Regions from separate parts of the Homo sapiens genome. Here region 1 is linked to region 2. A link is a loop called in an ENCODE intact Hi-C map of the cell type or tissue named here. Cell type or tissue: B cell. All regions are shown on one strand. Links, peaks and the distances in the headings refer to the core of each region. The heading gives the core; the rest is flanking DNA.

Evidence for each region. Peaks named below come from ENCODE experiments on the same cell type or tissue, not always from the same donor. Only the 100,000 strongest peaks of a DNase experiment are listed, where the experiment ranks them.
Region 1: it touches region 2 in a loop (4-fold over the local background); 8 of 110 quality-filtered maps call a loop at or near these places.

The regions. Positions count from the first base shown.
Region 1 is chr14:95,139,411-95,148,259 of GRCh38, forward strand. The region is part of intron 1 of DICER1 (dicer 1, ribonuclease III); the gene reads right to left. Among named protein-coding and RNA genes, the nearest start is that of MIR3173, 5.8 kb to the left of the region's middle. In B cell, for the core only: no CTCF peak of the experiment used is centred there; DNase peaks (open chromatin) are centred at 1,227 and 4,621; H3K4me3 peaks cover 700 bases; H3K27ac peaks cover 7,348 bases.
Region 2 is chr14:95,258,601-95,269,102 of GRCh38, forward strand. All of the region lies in intron 1 of CLMN (calmin), which reads right to left. Among named protein-coding and RNA genes, the nearest start is that of CLMN, 56 kb to the right of the region's middle. RefSeq lists enhancers at 147-818, 2,691-3,317, 6,577-7,776, 7,007-7,056, 7,297-7,346 and 2 more and a silencer at 6,797-6,856. In B cell, for the core only: no CTCF peak of the experiment used is centred there; a DNase peak (open chromatin) is centred at 7,081; H3K4me3 peaks cover 639 bases; H3K27ac peaks cover 1,099 bases.

The sequences.
Region 1 (8,849 bases), core at 1-8,000, 120 kb before region 2:
AGAATGAAAACAATGTCCACCTGAGTGACATTAAAACCTCAAACAGCTTCTATTTGCCTTTCATAATTTCTATCACAGATTTTTAGAGCTATTCATAGACACACATACACAACATACATGTTATTCTTTTACTGGAGCACAGCTCCATAAGAACAAGACATGAGTCTCATTCTTTGCACCTCTTAAATTTCCTGCTACAATGTTCTGTATATACATTTAAGTAAATATTTGACAAACTGAATTAGAGACTCATGAATGTCCACACAATAATATACAGAACAGAATCATGGATGGATCAAGATATATTTCTATTCGGTTTGGAAACACACATCTATCCCACTCCTACCAGCCCTGAGAGATGAGTGCAGGAGAGAGGATGTACAAGGACATAAAGAACAACAATTTAACCCTTCCAATTATATTTTCCATAAGGTTACAATGTTTAAATTAATTTTCATTCATTTAGTGGACAATAACTGGCCCCAGTAATGCACTTTCTATTTAGGGAAAACAAATCCAAGACTTAAAATTCCAACAGGTAATCTGTAATATAAAAACAGGAAAACCTATAATTTTGCCAATTTTTACTTTCTTGGCATGTTTAAACAGATTTTTTAAACTTGGCCTTAATGAAAAGATCTGAATCTCTGCTGGCAGGTAAAGGTTCTAGTTTCACAGATAAACTGGCTACCATTAACTGCTTTTGCAGAGCCAAAATAACTCCACATGACTGTTTTTCAACTATAGATTTTAAATTTCTGGTCAAACAACTTACCCTCATGAAACTAGTGAGGTTGTTTCATAGTTTCCACATATTATGCACTTAGAAATACAGTCATGCACCCAATAACAATGTTTTAGAGACTGACCCCGTATAAGACTATGGTCTCGTAAGATTATGATACTGTATTTTTACTGTACCTTTTCTATGCTTAGGTATATTTAGATATACAAATACCACTGTGTCACAACGGCCTACAGTATTCAATATAGTAACATGGTGTACAGGTTAGTAGCCTAGGAACAAAAGGTCATACCATATAGCCTAGGTGTATAATAGGCTATACCATGTAGGTTTATGTTAATTAAGTACACTCTATGATGTTCACACAATGACAAAATCGCCTAACAATGCATTTCTCAGAAGATATCCAGTCATTAAGCAATGCATGACTGTAATTTAGCAAAAGACAAGAAAGACAAGAATAAACTCTCTTCCTCTTTCCACATGATGAATCACAGATTTACCGTTTTAATGTTTGAGATCTCTGTGTTGCTCTTGTCTGAACTGCATTTTGACATTGTGATAGCAGTTTATTGGAAAATCACAGCATGCCCAAGCTTCTGCTCTAAAAATAAATGCAAAAATAGCCAAGTTTAAGATTCCTGTAAACTGAACAGAAACACATCTACAAGAGAGCCCTACTGATATGAAGAGTTGAATAAAAGGCCATTATTTTGAATTAAATTTTAAACAAAAGGCATTTAGATTATTTTAGGATACCAAGGCTTACCCTAAAACAAAGAACAAGAGAATAAGCTACAATAGCATGCCTAATTCCCAGAGATCTGGGAGAAATAAAGAGCTAGAGCAAAGTTCAAAAAAAGATTTCAAAGCTAATATAAGGAAATCAAAGTAAATAAAGTCTAAAGATGGTATTTTATAGAAAAATGAAAAAAATAGCTATTATTTCCTAAATTCACATAAACGAAAGAAATAAAGAAGGTCACCAGAAGACGTACTTGGCTGAGAAATCCAAATAACCCAGTAGTAACTCTTTAACACAGGTATGAAATCCATCAGCAATTCCAATTTCCCAAAATGAAATTAAAAACACAAAAGGACAGTTACATCTACACTATACATTTTTATAGAATTAGTTTATAAATAAAATAATTCAAGAACACTGTTAATGTTAATGTCGGGCATAAATTTAAATTTGGGGTGGCTCTCTAAAAGAGATTATAAATCAAAAACTAAGAAAGCATAAAATGTAGATATAAAAAGTTTAATTTGATCAACAAATACTGATTTTGTTAGATCTGACATCAGACTTGGTTTGCGCTCAGGTCTGAGCCTTCTGCAATGCCTCCACTACCATAAGCTCAGGAAAAACAAATTGGCAGTGGCCTCTTTTTACTACTTCCAGTCCTTTAAAAGACATTCTCATGGAGGTTAAAGTTCTCATTTCATACACAAATTTGTTTTGCTAAGAAGTCAACAAAGCAGACTGGGGCAACCTTATCACTACTTTGGCATATACATATTTACCTCAAAATGCTGATTCTAAGTTCTTTCAGAGTTTCCAAGTCTGTATTAATTCATACCCTAGGTAACCTAAAAGCAATCAGAGAGAAATTTTAGAAGAGACAACTCATTTTTTAAAACGAACTTTAAGAGATGTTCTACTTTTTAAGATCCCTCATAAAATTCTTTATCTGTTGGGCAACAAGACAATGCATGTCTAAAAGAACTGCCCTTTAAAATTGGGATATTATGTTCTAATACAGCCAGGAAAAACAACTTGTTAGTACAATCCAATTAGATAGAAGGGATAACTCTTGGCATTAAATTACCTTTTCCCTCAGTAAAACTTGGCTTTAAAAATACTTAAACACTATGATAAATCAGTACCATGCTGTATATGAGCATATCTTCCTATCTCCCAATATGTCAGTGCTTATGTTTTCATTTTTCTTTTTGTTTTTTATTTTTTTTTTCTATTTTGTAGAGCTGGGGCCACCCCATGTTTCCCAGGCTGGTCTCGAACTCCTGGGCTCAAGTGATCCTCCCACCGTGGCCTCCCAAAGTGCTGTAGTCCCAAAAGATTACCCAAATACCACTGCATTACAACTGCCTACAGTACTCAGTACAGTAACATGCTGTATTGAATACTGCAGATTACAGGTGTGAGCCACTGCAACCAGCCAAATTTGTGTTTTCTAAGGCTACCTCAGACTTCATTTAATTTTTAATTTCATTCTATACCGCCACCTAGTAGGATGCAAAGACCACGCACACCAACATGTCCTGCTGTGTCACCCTCTAGAGATGATTTCCAATTCAGACTCACCTCATTCCTAGAAATGCCATAATCAAATTACTAAGTTGATAATCCTTTAAAATTCAATGTCACCCAACTATTACAAAATTATTGCTAAGTTATCCACATTATTTCCATTGATAATTCCATACATACATTAGAAAGGTAATATGTCAAGTATAATAGCAACTTATTTTATACTGGTAATTCAAAGCTAATAGGTCATTTTCTCATTTTAATTGATCACTGTGAAGTAAAGTACAAACCTGCAAAATCCTGTTTCATAGGCCCCTTTAAGATAACTCTGAAACAGGCACGCCACATATCAGACAGTCAAGTTTTAGTACAAACTAGCAAACTTAATCCACATTAGCAACTAAATGCAGTAACGAGGCTGTATCCTTTCACAGGCTAGTAGCAAGAAAGAGCTAACCATTCAGATCTGAAGCCTAAAGGCACCTAGAACTTTCTGCTGTGAATTTTCAAAATTGGTGACAAAATAATTTCAACTCATCCATGTTATTATGCATCACAGATTCTGACATTATTAACTTTGCAAATATTACCATCCAGATTTCATTCCTACTCTCACAAAGCCCAAAATGCATGACTTCTATAAAGTTCCAGGATAAACAAATGGAAAAAAACCACAATATAGTGACATTAAAACAGTATAAGCAATACTCATGGTAAGCTAACAGAGAAAACTAAAAAAATGTATGAAGCACTTTAAGTTCCTAGTAACAAAAGTGCTATGTGAGATACAAGGCATTATTTTAACTGCAATCACGCCTACATCACTTAGGACAGCCATGGTATAGATACAAAATACTGACTGTTGACGTAAGGACAAATACAAATTAAAAATAAGAGGCATAGTTCTCCCTGCTGAAAATAAAAGGGAAGAGGTCCCTTTCCCCTTTTCTTTTCCAGATTTTATTTCTCCCTCCCTTTCAATGTATATAAATTTAAGTCTCTAGTCTTATAACTTGGCTATGTTTCCTAAGGACCTGAAAGCCATCTCTGAAATGGGAAATAACACTCAATCGCCTGGTTTCCTAGGAGGAGATGGGCCTAATCTGTCACCTGACTCCAAAATGTAAAACCTACCTCTAGTCATAAAAATGTGAAAAAAAATTAGCAATTTTATCTTGAAAATATGGATGTAATGGATTGTAACCATTTAGTTACATAAAACAGTAAGATTTCTTTCTGTCTTTGCCATCCCTTTAGTGACTGCCTGTGATGGGCACAGCAGTCTGATTTAATGTTCATTCAATAATAACATTGTTTTCTTTCTTTTCTACCTTTGTGGAGCAATTTTCTGGGTTGGGAGATTTTGGTTTTAATTGTATTTCCCTAACATTAGCTTTTTTATTTTTTAAATATAGCCCAAATCTCAAACAGTATTCATACCAAATAATAAAATTCCATTTCTTAGAACTTAAATACTGGAGAAGCCCTAAAATATGCTGGCCAACTACATGGAGGAATTTTTAAAAATGAAAATGAAAGTGGGCAAACAGCCACACTGAAAATGAATCCACACATAGAATCCAAGTTGTTTGAAAACAACTCCTACCTACTTCCCTTTTCTAAGTTGTAGAGCAGAAAAAGTCTCAGATGTTTTTAGCTAACTTAATAAGCAAATTGATGCTCTTGCCTCTTAATATACACATTTATATTTATACATATACTTATATATACATATAAACATGTATTTAATGGACGTATTTGCCTCAAAACACTGATTCTGAGTTTTCAGTGACATCTATACACTGTCACTCCCTTCTCATGTATACCCGCCTATGCAGGAGGCACTGAGTAAGGCAACTGGGGATATAGGAAGCAGCCTCTTTTTTTTTTCCTTTGTACCTATCTTTCTTTTAAAAATTATCTTAATGCCAGCAAGCAGTTCAGTGTCAGAATACCAAGGTTTAAATCCAGACTCCACTACCTCGCTAACATTGTTTACTTGCCTGTAAAACAGAAACACCTGACTATTACGAGGATTACACAAGATCTTAAACTTAGTAGAGAGAAAATAAAATGCTTGGAACATACAAAATCCATATCATACAAAATATCTCTACCTAGAACCATTTTTTTTAGCATAATTCTTAAACTCTTAAAATTTTATGAAACCCTTAAAGAAAACCTAAAATGTTTCATTAACCGTAAGATTCGGCATAGAAAATGCATTCTCATATAATGCATAGAAGATTTTATACAGAATTTATAGCCAGATTAACCTGAAAAACCACAAACTCCTGAATGGGGATCAGGAGATGCCACCCCCAACTATGCCACTTTGGTATATTATTTTGAGCTGAAAGCAATTAAGAATCAACAGATTCAGGAAAAGTTCTATGCCTTCCCTTTTTCTACTTAAGAGTAAGGCATAAACTCCCCCTTCTTCTACACCAGGAAGAAAAGAACAATCCTTATCACAGCACAGAGAGATGGCACCAAGATGAATCTGCATAAACAAACCTTAATAAATAAACCTTTTCTACCAATGGTTTCCTCCATACACCGTCTAATCACCTTCCCACAGTTTATCAACCCTAGAAATCCAAACATCCCCTCCTTTGTCCTTCCACAATTTATCACTCTTTGTTAAGATGGTATATGAGCCTCTAAATCTAAGTGTTTCTTTGGGATTTTACATCTTTTTCTTTGATGCCCCTGTGCGTGCAAAAATATTAACATCAATACAAGCTGTAGACCTCTTCCCCTGTTAATGTCTTTTGTTAGTTTAATTCACAGATCCCAGCAATAGAGCCTAAGTGGGTGGAGGAAAAGTTTTCCTCCCCTACATTCCAAACAAGCTAGCCATTATGCATTTACATTAAGATGAAAATCAATGCAATTAAATCACAAAATATGGTACCTAACGTAAAGTAAATTTAAACAGTTTTGTATTCACTAGTTCTCTTGAAAAACAAACAAAAAATACTGTGTACTACTTACTGGCTGGACAGACATCACTGAAAACATTATTTCACTGAACTGTTTCTTAGGCAATAAAATGTTTCACAGAGAAACAAGAAATAGTAATAATCATGGATATTTCAAAAATATAAAAAAGAAATCAAAAGAAAATATCCAACATATCCACAGTATATAAAACAAGTATTTCAAGGATTTATCAACTATTATTTAGTGAATATAGACTATGAAAAGATTAAGGTCAAACCAAGGATTAAGAGACTAAAGAGAAAAAAAAAACAATAATTTCAAGAATTTAAACACTGGTATCTTTGCATATTTAAATACAAAACACAAGAACTATTTATATTTTTACTTTTAATTGTCATTTGTCTTTTTAAAAAGTTTTTTTTTTAGTTTACCCTAACACTATGGGTATGAACTTTACATTTCTGTCATTCTTAATTAAAATTCGCTGCACATTAACCTAGTCATTACCACACACACAAAAAAAACTTCATATAGAAACGCTCCCTTCATCATTACCATTTATAAGAGCAAAGAAACACTCCCCGCCACCAATTTACATGTCTAACAATGATTGAGGAAATGGTTTGGTAAACCCTGGTTCATTTTACATGGTGAAGTTCAATTCAGCCATTTAAAATGGTAAGTTTATAATGAACAAAAATGCTTATGTTGAGAGCAGCAGCAGGCAGACAAATGCCTAGGCAGACAGGGGTAGGTCCCCAGTGAAACCCCACCTTCAAATCAAAGACAGTTTAAAGCCTGAAGGTCGAGATACACAGTATTTTTTGTTTGTTTTTCAAGAGAACTACAAGTCCCAGATAAATCCAGGGACCGGATTGAGAACCTGTCTTGCCATTTGGCACACTTTCCTCTGATTGATCCTCACCCTTCACCTATCTTACATATACCTACACTTCCCTAATTGGTTTCTTACACTGTCAAGCCCACCTTTGAGTGGTGCTTTTAACTTTTTTTTGCATACTCACAAACCAATCAGCACACACTCCCCTATTCTGAGCCTGTAAAAGCCCAGGACCCAGCCACACTGGGGGAAAAACCACACAACTTCGGGTGGGGAACCACCCCCGCATCCCCTTTCTGCTGAGAACTGTTTCATTGCTCAATAAAATTTACGTCTGCCTTCCTCACCCTTCAGTTGTCAGCATATCCTCATTCTTCTTGGATGCAGAACAAGAACTCAGGAACCGCCAAACGTGGGTATGAGCCGTAACACAGGTAGGCTGGGGCATGACTGGCCCAGCCACTAGCTGAGCCAGAGCACAAGCCAGGTGTGGCACAGGCAGGCCAAGTGGGAGGGTAGCATAGCCAAGCAAGGCCCGGACACGGGGGTCACCAGCCAAAGGTCCCCAGCTGGTAAAGTGACTGAGAAAAATCCTGTGTAAATGGCTTTAAATGAAAAAGTAGAACACTTTTATTTACAGTGAGACTATAATTATGTCTTAGTTAAAAACTAAAGGAAAGGAAAAAGGGAGGGAGTGAGGAAGGCTAAGAAGGAAAAGGAAGTGAGAAAGGATAAGAAGGAAAAGGAAGAGAGGAAGGAGGTGAGAGAAAATTAGTTTACCCAAAAATTAATGATGAATTACTTGGATGAGTATTTTTCCTTTAAACTTTTCAGCATTTTAAATTTCCTACAACTTGAACACACAGAATTGGGAATTGGAAAACAAACTTTCAAACTGTGGATGATTTGTGTGACGATAAGCTAGAGACATACAATTCTGTTTTAGGTATTGAAAACATCCTCCCAGCCGTGTGCAGTGGTTCACACCCATAATCCCAGCAATTTGGGAGGCCAAGGTGGGCAGATCACGTGAGCCCAGGAATTCTGAGACCAACCTGGGAAACATGGCAAAACCCCATCTCTACTAAAAATATAAAAATTAGCCAGGTGTGGTGGCATGTGCCTGTAGTCCCAACTCCTCAGGAGGCTGAGGCGGAAGAATCACCTGAGCCTGGGGGGCTGCAGTGAGCCATGATCACACCACTGCACTCCAGAGTAAGACCCTGTCTCTAGAATGAATGAATTAATGAGTAAAAACCTCCCCCGTTAAGGCACAAAATGTGGTAACATTTACCTGAATATCTGAGTGGGAAAAAACACACACAAACTGTTTTTCCTTTGTTCTCACACACCACATAAAATTTCTGTGACCAAATGTGTGGGGTTTCTCCCCAACAACAAGCAAGCCATCAATTCTGCAGCGGACACCAGCTGGGTGTCTTCTATTAATGACTGAATTCCAACATTATCTACCTGGAGATAGCATCAGATCCCACAGGTTGAGGGCTCCAGTCCTCAAGACCTCCCCCACCCTTCCGTGTCAATTGCAAACCTCAGGTTATTTTTTGCCCGTGCTCCCGACCAATCAGTTAACTGGGGTTCCCACAACGCCCTCCTGGGATTTAACTTGCTAGACCAGCTCACAGTCCTTGGGGAAAAACTTACTTATGTTTACCAGTTTATTATAAAGGATATTACAGGCTGGGTGCAGTGGCACACGCCTGTAATCCTAGCACTTTGGAAGGCCAAGATGGGAGGATCGCTTGAGGCCAGCAGTTCGAGACCGGCCTGGTCAACACAGCGAGAGTCCATCTCAATAAAAATAAGTAAATTAATTAGGTAAAGGATATTACAAAGATCCAGATGAAGACATGCACAGGGTTAGGTATGGAGAAGGGGTATAGAGCTTCCAAGCCCTCCCAGAGCAAACTGCCCTCCAGGAACCTCCATGTGTTCAACTATCCAGAAGCTTTCCAAACTCTGTCCTTCAGGGTTTTTATGAAGACTCATTACCTGGGCATGATTAACCTTCAGCCCCTCTT
Region 2 (10,502 bases), core at 2,134-10,133:
TGGTATATGTGCGGAAGGTGTGTATGTGTGGTGTGTGGTGTGTGTGTGGAGGGTGTGTGTATGTGGAGATATGTGTATATGTGTGGTGTGTGGTTGTGTGTGGAGGGTGTGTTTGTGTGTGGTATGTGTATGTATCTGTGGTGTGTGTGTGGTATGTGTATGTATCTGTGGTGTGTGTGTGGAGGGTGTGTATGTGTGGTGTGGTTGTATGTGGAAGGTGTGTTTGTGTGTGGTATGTGTATGTATCTGTGGTGTGTGTGTGGTATGTGTATGTATCTGTGGTGTGTGTGTGGAGGGTGTGTGTGTATGTGGAGGATATGTGTATATGTGTGGTTTGTGAGTGAATGGAGTATGTGTTTGTGTGTATGGTGTGTGGTGTGTGTGCGTGGAGAGTGTGTTTGTATGTATGTGTGATATGTGTTGTGTGTGTTTGTGTGGTGTGGTGTGTGGAGAATGTGTTTGTATGTATGTGTGATATGTGTTGTGTGTTTATGTGTGCTGTGGTGTGCTATGTGCATCTGTGTGTGTGAAGTGGGGTGTGCACTCAGGGAGTTGGTGCTGCATGGCAGGCTGGAGCGGAGAGCTGTGCCGGCCAGCAGGGCTAGGAAAGCAGTGGGCCGGCCTCCTAGTGTCAGAGGTATAGACAACCACTGCTCTTCCCCAATGTCAGTGGGAATGGAGGGGTAAACACATATGTTTGGTTGGGAGATGCGACAGAGCTGACAGCAGGCTGGACCCTGGCCGTCCACTGGCTCCCCACTCACCAGGCCTGACCTTGGGCACCAGAACGGAGAAGGAAATGTGCGTGGACAAACCTCCGGGTTACCAGAATGTGCACTTTATGAGGACACGGAGGAAACCCCCACCCACCTCTTCCTGGGCCCCTCCTGGAGTTTCAAGAAACATCTGGGAGGAAACGAGACAGGCTGTAGTTCCCACAGAGCTGCTGGGAGCAGGCCAGGGAAACGAGATCTTGATCTGTTTGGGAATCCTGTTTTTGTGCCTGGTTGGGGGCTAGGAGAGGAGATCACTTGCACAGGGCCCACCCCCACCCCCAGGTGGGACCAGCACAGGGCAGATACCTGTTCTGAACTATGGGCATCTGCTGTTGAGTTCACTGAGCACAAAAGTAATGACATGCAAACTCAAAACCATGGCATGCATAACCCCTCAAAGGTTCTTCTTCACTCAGGACTCTTCAGCATTAAAATGCATGGCCAGCTGCACCTGCGTTTCCTCTCCCCACACCCACCTGGACGGCTATTCCCTTGCGCTTGGTGGCTCCTGAATATGCCTGCTTGCCTGGGGCTCCAGGCCTTTGCACACGCTGTTCCTGCTGTCTGGCACTCTCTCCCTGCACTTCTCCACCTGCTCGTCAAATTCCTCTGGCTGCCCTCCCTAAGATAGGGGTGGCACTTCCTTTCCACTCCCTGCTATTGCAGCACCCACGACTCTGCATCCTCCTGTGGGCATCTGGCACATGGCAGGTGTTCAGTAAGCATATCATTCATTCATTCATTCTGTCCTGCATATTGGTTCACTAGAAGAATGGATCAAAAAGCCAGGCGCAGTGGCTCACGCCTGTAATCCCAGCACTTTGGGAGGCCGAGGCAGGCAGATCACGAGGTCAGGAGATCGAGACCATCCTGGCTAACACGGTGAAACCCCATCTCTACTAAAAATACAAAAAAATTAGCTGGGCGAGGTGGCGGGCGCCTGTAGTCGCAGCTACTCGGGAGGCTGAGGCAGGAGAATGGTGTGAACCCAGAAAGCGGAGCTTTCAGTGAGCCGAGATGGCGCCACTGCACTCCAGCCTGGGCAACAGAGCCAGACTCTGTCTAAAAAAAAAAAAAAGAATGGATCCAACAAACAAATTACTGAATAAAATGTTTGTTGAAAGAATCAAGCACTTACAATATTGCCTGCTATGAGTGGAGACGTTATCTTAGACACATCCTTAGTCTTCAGGGAGCTTGTGATTTTGACACACAATAACAGAAGGCTTGTGGGAAGTGTGACTAATATCTTACAGTCCATGTCAAATGTGAAATCAATGGTAAACACAATACATATTGTGGGGTGAGTTGGTGTGGGTGGGAAACGATCCTTGGAGGCTGGTGTGACCATGGGAGGCTTCCTGGTGGAAGTGTCTTTGACTCAGGTATTGAGTGACTACACAACCCAGTTTATCTCCATTGTCCAAATGAAATACAGTTGATTCTCATCATTCACAGTATGATATTCTATGAAGTTGTGGTCAACCCTGACTTGTGAATACTGAATCATTGTTTTTGTGGAAATACAGTATTAGGTTCCTGCAAACCTCTGGTTACAAATTTTTTCCAACCAACCAATACATACCCTTGACTCTTGTTTCATGTGTGTTTCTGTCTAAGGAGACTTTATTGAATATGCATTGATGACTCACTAACACTGAACTCATGGCCAACAGCGCTGTAACTCATCCCTGAACGAAGCTTACTGAACACATGTATTTTCTCCGCAAGGAACGTCAGAGCCTTTCTGCACTTCCGGACTCTGACTGGGGGCTGTTTTAAACGGCAAGATCACCGAGAGAAAGCACACAAATGCAAAAAAAAAAAAAAAAGTGGCACTAAGTAAGCTGTGGAAAGGACACTTATTTATAGTTTGAGAGCTGAAGCAGAAGGCCGAGGCCCATTGCCTCGTTTCACCTCCGCTGGGAACGTGCGCGTCTGGCTGCTCAGACTTTATGCCGCTTTGCGCACCTCCGTGAAAGACGAGCACTGATTGTGGAGACACAAATACATTTCAGAGAGTGGGTGAATTCCCGGATTCTGTCTTTGTAAACTGGTCTACTCTCTAAAATGGATTTGTAGCTACAAATGTCATGTTACTGCCATGGTTTTTGCATTTTTGTAGTTTCTCCTGGGCATCTTGCTATCTAAAACGGCCCTCAGGTATAGTGCTGAAGTGCAGAAAGGCTGCAATATTCCCTGCAGAGAAAATACACTTATCAGGGAATGGAATGGAATGAGCAGTCACTCTCAGCAGTGAGAGTCACCAGTTTTAGAGGACCTGTGCCTCTGCATTGCGACCTGGAGACCACACAACTGCTGTCGGGAAGGATGGCTCTTCCAAGCCTGGCCTTCCCAAGATGCCCACAGGTCCACCCGCTCCTCTCATCTGCCCATTGGGCAGTTATGCCCCAGATGACATGGGGATCCCCACAGCCCATGCCCCCCTGCAGCAAGAACCTGGAAGTCATCACTGGCTTCTGCGTCCCTGGCCTCTATGAGTATCCATCAGCCTCACTCAGAGGGAATGAGTCCTGACAACCTGCGAGCAGCTTTGTCCCCCAGATGCCTGTCCTGGAAATTTTTCCTCCAAGCGGCAGCTTGGCTCTGGGCTCAGGAGGGCCCGCATCAAAGGCCTGGCTGTGCCTGGCTGACAGGCGCTGGGGCTGGGCCAGCGTCCACGCCTGTATTCCCAAATGCTCCCAAACATCCTGGCAAATCAATCTGAACTCTCCACGTGTCTCCCCACATCGTTTGGACAGCCAGCAACCCGATGTCATCACCTGTTCAAAAGCATTAAAGCTATTCTCAGAGCTGGGCTCCAGGGGACTCTCACTGAGCTGATGTTTTCTCAGAGCCCTGTACCTGCGCTGGGGTTCACTGAGTTTTTGGCCTGGCTACTGAAAACCACTCTGCCAGCTGTTCTGTTCAACAGAAGAACAACAAAATAAATACATTCCCAGTGACCAGAGGACAACTCAGCAAGCAGCGACCTGAAAAATAATCTAGAACAAGCAAAGAGTCAACCAAAAGATATCCACGTGACATTTATGAAATGCCTAATAAAAATAGCTACCACTTCTGCAGCACTTGTTATGTGTCAGGCAGGCACTGTGCTTAGGGCTTTAGAGACAGTATCGTATCCAATCTTGGTAAGTTCAAGGTAGGGCCTACTCTTTTTCCCATTTCATTTATTTATTTATTTTTGAGACAGGATCTTACTCTATTGTCCAGGCTGGAGTATAGTGGTGTGATCATGGCTCACTGCAGCCTCATCCTCTCCAGGCTCAAGTGATCCTTCCACCTCAGCCTTCCGAGTAGCTGGGACTACAGGTATGTGCCACCATGCCCGGCTAATTTTTGTATTTTTTCTAGAAACAGGGTCTCCCTATGTTGCCCAGTCTGGTCTCAAACTCCTGGATTCAAGCAATCCTCCTGCCTTGACCTCCAAAGTACTGGGGTTTCAGGCATGAGCTACTGTGCCCAGCCTCCCCATTTTCTGGATGAGAAAGTTGGCCTCAGAGAGTCAAGTCATGTGTCCAAGGCCACGCAGCTTGTTCTTCTGGGAGGTAGGAGCAAAACTAGGCCATGGTCTCAGAGCACAGCTCTTAACCACCCTGCAGTGACAGTGGCTCCCAGGCTCAGCCTGTGCCACCCAAACCAACTGCCCAGCGCATATGTGGCTCCCTGTATTAGTCTGTTCTCATGCTGCTAATAAAGACATACCCGAGACTGGCTAATTTATAAAGGAAATAAGTTTAATTGACTCACAGTTCAGTATGGCGGAGGAGGCCTCAGGAAACTTACAATCATGGTGGAAGGTGAAGGAGAAGCAAATACGTCCTCTTCACGTGGCAGCAGCAAGGAGAAGTGCCAAACAAAGGGGAAAAGACCCCTTATAAAACCATCAGATCTCATGATAACTCTCTCACTATCAGGAGAACAGCATGGGGGTAACTGCTCCCATGATTCAATTACCTCCCGCCAGGTTGGTCCCATGGCACGTGGGGATTATGGGAACTACAATTCAAGATGAGATCTGGGTGGGGACACAGCCAAACCCTATTACCCACTGGGGTCTGGCACCTACAAGCCTGAAAGATCCAGACACTGATGAGGGAATGAAGTAGCCACATCCACCTAGCAAAAGGGTTCCGGTGTGACCCAGGAAAAGGAGCGGGAGGCATCTGCCCACTTCACCTCAATGCAGGAGTTTGGCAATGGAGCCCTAAACGTTACTTGGAATATGAATTCACAGGTAGCATAACTGGATGTTCCAGCTGGAAGGGCATGAGACAGGCTTTGCAGAGCCTAGAGCAGCCAAAGAGATGAGGTGGGGGTGGCTGGGAGAAGAAAGGAAACCTCGGATACATTTTGTAAGTTGTGCCTCAATTTTCTGGAAAATGGGGATAATGGCAGTGCCCACCTTGGGGGGTTGTTGTGAGGATTAAATGAGTTAGTGCCTGTGAAGAACTCACACAAGTGACTGGCACAGCAAATGCCCAGTGAGTGTCGGTTATGGTCATTGTCACTAGTATCATCATGACCTCAGACCCTCTGAGTCCGGATTCATGACCACCATTCCCAACTTGGTATTCAACACACCTACCTTATTACTTTGCACCTTATTACTTTATTTATTTATTTATTTATTTATTTATTTATTTATTTATTTATTTGAGACAGGGTCTCACTCTGTCACCCAGGCTGGACTGCAGTGGCACCATCTCAGCTCACACTGCAGCCCTGACCTCCTGGGTTCCAGCGATCCTCCCACCTTAGCCTCCTGAGTAGCTGGAACTACAGGCATGCATCAATATGCCTGGCTAATTTTTGTAATTTTTGTACAGCTAGGATTTCACTATGTTGCCCAGGCTGGAACTCCTGGGCTCAAGCAATCTGCCTGCCTTGGCCTCCCAAAGTGCTGAGATTATAGGCATGAGCCACTGTGCCGGACCCCTGCATCTTATTTTAATAAATCCTCAGCCAGCCTTGTGACCTCGGAGTGCCAGAACTGGATTCGAGGCCCCACTTAGCAGCTGTACAACCCTGGGTTAGTCCCGTAAAACATTCAGTCTTTAAGCTCAGGGAGAATCACAAATCCACCATGCTCAGTACAGAGGGCTCAATAAATGGCTAGTGTGTTTACAAGACCACAGAGGCGCGCAGAAGCTAAGGTTACACTACTAGAAAATGAAGGAGGAAAGACTCACATCCAGGCCTCCCAGGGTCCATGCCCTTCACAGGAAAGCCCCCACTTCTATGAGCATGTTTAGAATAAACACAGTGTGATGGTTACTTTTATGTGTCAACGTGACCAGGCAATGGCACCCAGAGATGTGGTCAAACATTATTCTAGATGTTTCTGTGAAGTCGTTTTTTAGGTAAGATTAACATCTAAATCACACTTTGAAGGCTGGGCGCAGTGGCTCACACCTATAATCCCAGCTCTTTGGGAGGGCAAGGCAGGAGGATCACTTGAATCCAGGAGTTTGAGACCAGCCTGGGCAACATGGATCTACCAAAACACCGTCAGATCTCATGATAACTCTCCATCTCTACCAAAAAAAAAAAAAAAAATTAGCCAGGTGTGGTTGCAGTGGCTCATGTCTATAATCCTAGCACTTTGAGAGGCCAAGGCAGGAGGACTGTTTGAGCCCATGAGTTTGAGACCACCACATGCCAAAACCCTGTCTCTACAAAAAAAATACAAAAATTAGCCAGGCATGGTGGTGCATGCCTGTAGTCCCAGCTGCTCTGGGAGGGTGAGGCTGAGAGGGTCTCAGCCTGGGAGGCAGAGGTTGCAGTGAGCCGAGACTGTGCCACAGCACTGCAGCCTGGGTGAAAGAGTGAGACTCTGAATCAAAAAAAAAAAAATCCCCAGCTGACTTTGAGAAAAGCAGACGGCCCTCCATCAAATGTGGGTGGGCTCCATCTAATCAGTTAAAGCCTTAACACAAAGCGTGACCTCCTCTGAGCAAGAAGGAATTCTGCCAGCAGGTGCCTTCAGACTTAAACTGCAACTTTTCCTTGCGTCTCCAGCCTGCTGACCTACCTTACTGACTTTGATCTCGCCAAACTCCACAATTGCATAAACCAATTCCCTAAAATAAGTGTCTTTCTCTGTATGTAGACTCATCCTCTTGGCTGTTTCTCTGGAGACCCCTGACTAATATGCATAGGTATGACTCCTGGCACAGTGCGTGCTACAAAGAGGAGAAGGCACTACCTGTGAATCAGACCATCTGTGAGTATTTGCAATTGCCCAACCATATCAATTTCTCACTTTCACTTCCTGGTGAGTCATATTCCGAGCAGCTGGCTAGGATCAGAAGAAACAAGGCATTCTTTTCATGCTCAGACAGAGCCCTGTTGAACGTTTACCTTCCTGAAGAAGGCAGAAAGAGGAAGGGCCTCCTAGTGACATTCTCCAGCCTTGAGGAAGAAGAAAATTCTGATTTAATGAGCTTGAGTTTGAATGTAATCAGATTTTCTCTATAGCAACAGCTCCACAACACAATCCTCTTGGCAGCTGCAACAACCAGCCATCTCCTGATGAAACCAGACATCTCACACACGGGCCACTGGAGAAGCCACCGTCGAGGCACAAGATGCCAGAGGATGGGACCACCCCACCTGGTCATCAGCTTTAGATTTGAGTGGGAGTAAGCAGGTAGTGCCACAGTCCTTTGATTTGGGAATTTACAAATGCGTATCTAAAAGTATGCTTCCCCTGAATTGAAAGTCTTTCCTCTAAGATCTGGAACGAGACAAGGATGTCCACTGTCATTACTTTTATTCAGCATAGTACTGGAAGTCCTAGCTAGAGCAATTAGGCAAAAGAAAGAAACGAAGGGCATCCAAATGGAAAACGAAGTCAAGTTATCCTTGTCTTTAAATATAAAACAACATAATCTTGCATTTAGAAAAACCTAAAGACTCCACCAAAAAATGTTAGAACTGATAAATTCAGTAAAGTTGTAGAATACAAAACCAACATACAAAAATCAGTAGCATTTATATGACGAAAGCAAACAATCTGAAAAAGAAATCAAGAAAGCAATCCCATTTACAATAGCTATAAAAATATAAAATACCTAGGTATAGATTTTGCCAAGTGAAAGATGGCTACAAGGAAAACTATAAAACACTGATGAAAGAAACTGAAGAAGACAAAACAATGGAAAGATATTCCATGTTCATGGATTGGAAGAATTAATATATTAAAATGTCAAGATCACCCAAAGTGATTTACAGACTCAGTGCAATCCCTATCAAAATACCAATGACTTTCTTCATGGAAATATAAAAAAATTCTAAAATTTCTAAAAATTCACAAAAGACCCTGAATAGCCAACGCACTCTTAAGCAAAAAGAACACAGTTGGAGGCATCACACTATCTGACTTCAAAATACAGTACAAAGCCAAGTAACCAAAACAGCATGGTAACTGGCATAAAAAAAGACACAAAGACCAATGAAACAGAATAGAGAACCCAGAAATAAATCATGAATTTACAGCCAACTTATTTTTGACAAAGGGGCCAAAATGGGGAAAGGGCAGTCTCTTTAATAAGTGGTGCTGGGAAAATTGCATAACCATATGCCAAAGAATAAAGCTAGACTCCTATTTCTGAGCATACAAAAATCAAATCAAAATGAACTAAAGACTTTAAGACCTAAAACTATGAACCCACTAAAAGAAAACATTGAGGAAATGCTCCAGGACATTGGTTTGGGCAAAGATTTTTTGAAAAAGACCTTAAAAGAACAGGGAACAAAAGAAAAAATAGACAATTGGGATCACATCAAGCTAAAAAGCTTCTTCACAGCAAAGGAAACAATCAACAAAGTGAAGAGACAACATACAGAATGGGAGAAAATATTTGCAAACCATCCATCTGATAAGGGATTAATAACAAGAATATGCAAAGAACTCAAACACCCCAACAGAAAAAGAAACCCCCAAGTAATCCAATTATAAAATGGGCAAAGGACACAAGTAGACATTTCTTAAGAGAATACATACAAACGGCCAACAGGCATATGAATAAAGTGCTCAACATCACTAATCATCAGGGAAACGCAAATTGAAACCACAGTGAGATATCATCTCACCCCAGTTAAAATGGCTCTTAACCAAAAGACAGGAAATAACGGATGCTGGTGAGAATGTGGAGAAAGGGGAGCCCTCATACACTGTTGCTAGAATGTAAATTAACACAGCCACTATGAAGATTCGTCAAAAAACTAAAAATAGAAGTACCTTATGATCCAGCAATCCCACAACTGGGTAAATATCCAAAACAAAGGAAGTCAATACATCAAAGAAATATCTACACTCTCATATTTATTTCAGCACTATTCACAATAGCCAAAATATGGAATCAACCTACGTGCCCATCCACAGATAAATGAATAAAGAAAATGTGCTATATATACACACAATGGAATATTATTCGGCCATAAAAAAGAAATCCTGTCGGTTGCAGCAATATGGATGAAACTGGAGATCATTATGTTAAGTTAAACAACCAGGCATAAAAAGACAAATATCACATGTTCTCACTCATGTGTGGGAGCTAAGAAAGGATCTCATGAAAATAGAAAATGAATTTATGGTTATCAGAGGCCAGGAAGGAGAGAGGGGAGAGGGGATGAAGAGAAGTTGATTAATGGGTATAAAAATTCCGTTGGATAAAAGGAATAAGACCTAGTGTTCAATAGTTCAGTACAGTGACTATGGTTGATAATAATCTCTTATATATTTCAAAATAGCTAGAAGAGAAAAATTTGAAGCACAAAGAGAAGATAAATGTTTGAGGTGATGGATACCCCAATTGCCCCGGTTTGATCATTATACATTATATGAATATATCAAAATATTGCACATACCCTGAAAATATGTGTATCGTTTATGTAACAATTTTGTAAAAATAATAAATGAACTATCTGTATGTGCAATACCTTGGATGTATCTGAAGGGAATTATGCTATGTAAAAAAAAAAAAAAAAGCCAATCTCAAATGATTACACCACCATGATTCTTACTGATACAACATTCTTGAAATGACAGAATTCTAGAGTTGGAAACTGGATTTGAAGTTGCTGGGGGTAGTGACTGAGAAGGAAGGGTGGGGGCATGACTATAAAAGGGAACCACAACTAATCCTTTTGATGGAACTTTCTTCATCTTGACTGCCATGGTGGTCACACAAATCTACATAGGTGCTAAGATTTCCTAGAACTAAACACACAAGCACATAGATGAGTCCATAAGCAGCTGGTGACATCTGAACCAGCTGGAGGGATTGTGTCCAGTTCTTCCTCCTGGCTGTGATACTGCACTGTAGCTATGAAAGAGGTTACCACTGCAGAAACTAGTGAGGGTATACTGGGACCTCTCTCTCTCTCTCTCTTTTTTTTTTTTTTTTTTTTTTTTTTTTAGACAGAGTCTCACTCTGTCGCCCAGGCTGGAGTGCAGTGGCACAATCTTGGCTCACTGCAACCTCCACCTCCCAGGTTCAAGTGATTTTCCTGCCTCAGCCTCCCGAGTAGCTGGGACTACAGGCACGTGCCACCATACCGAGCTAATTTTTGTATTTTTAGCAGAGACAGGGTTTCACCATATTAGCCAGGCTGGTCTTGAACTCCTGATCTCGTGATCCGCCGCCTCAGCCTCCCAAAGTGCTGGGATTACAGGCGTGAGCCACCGCACTTGGCTAT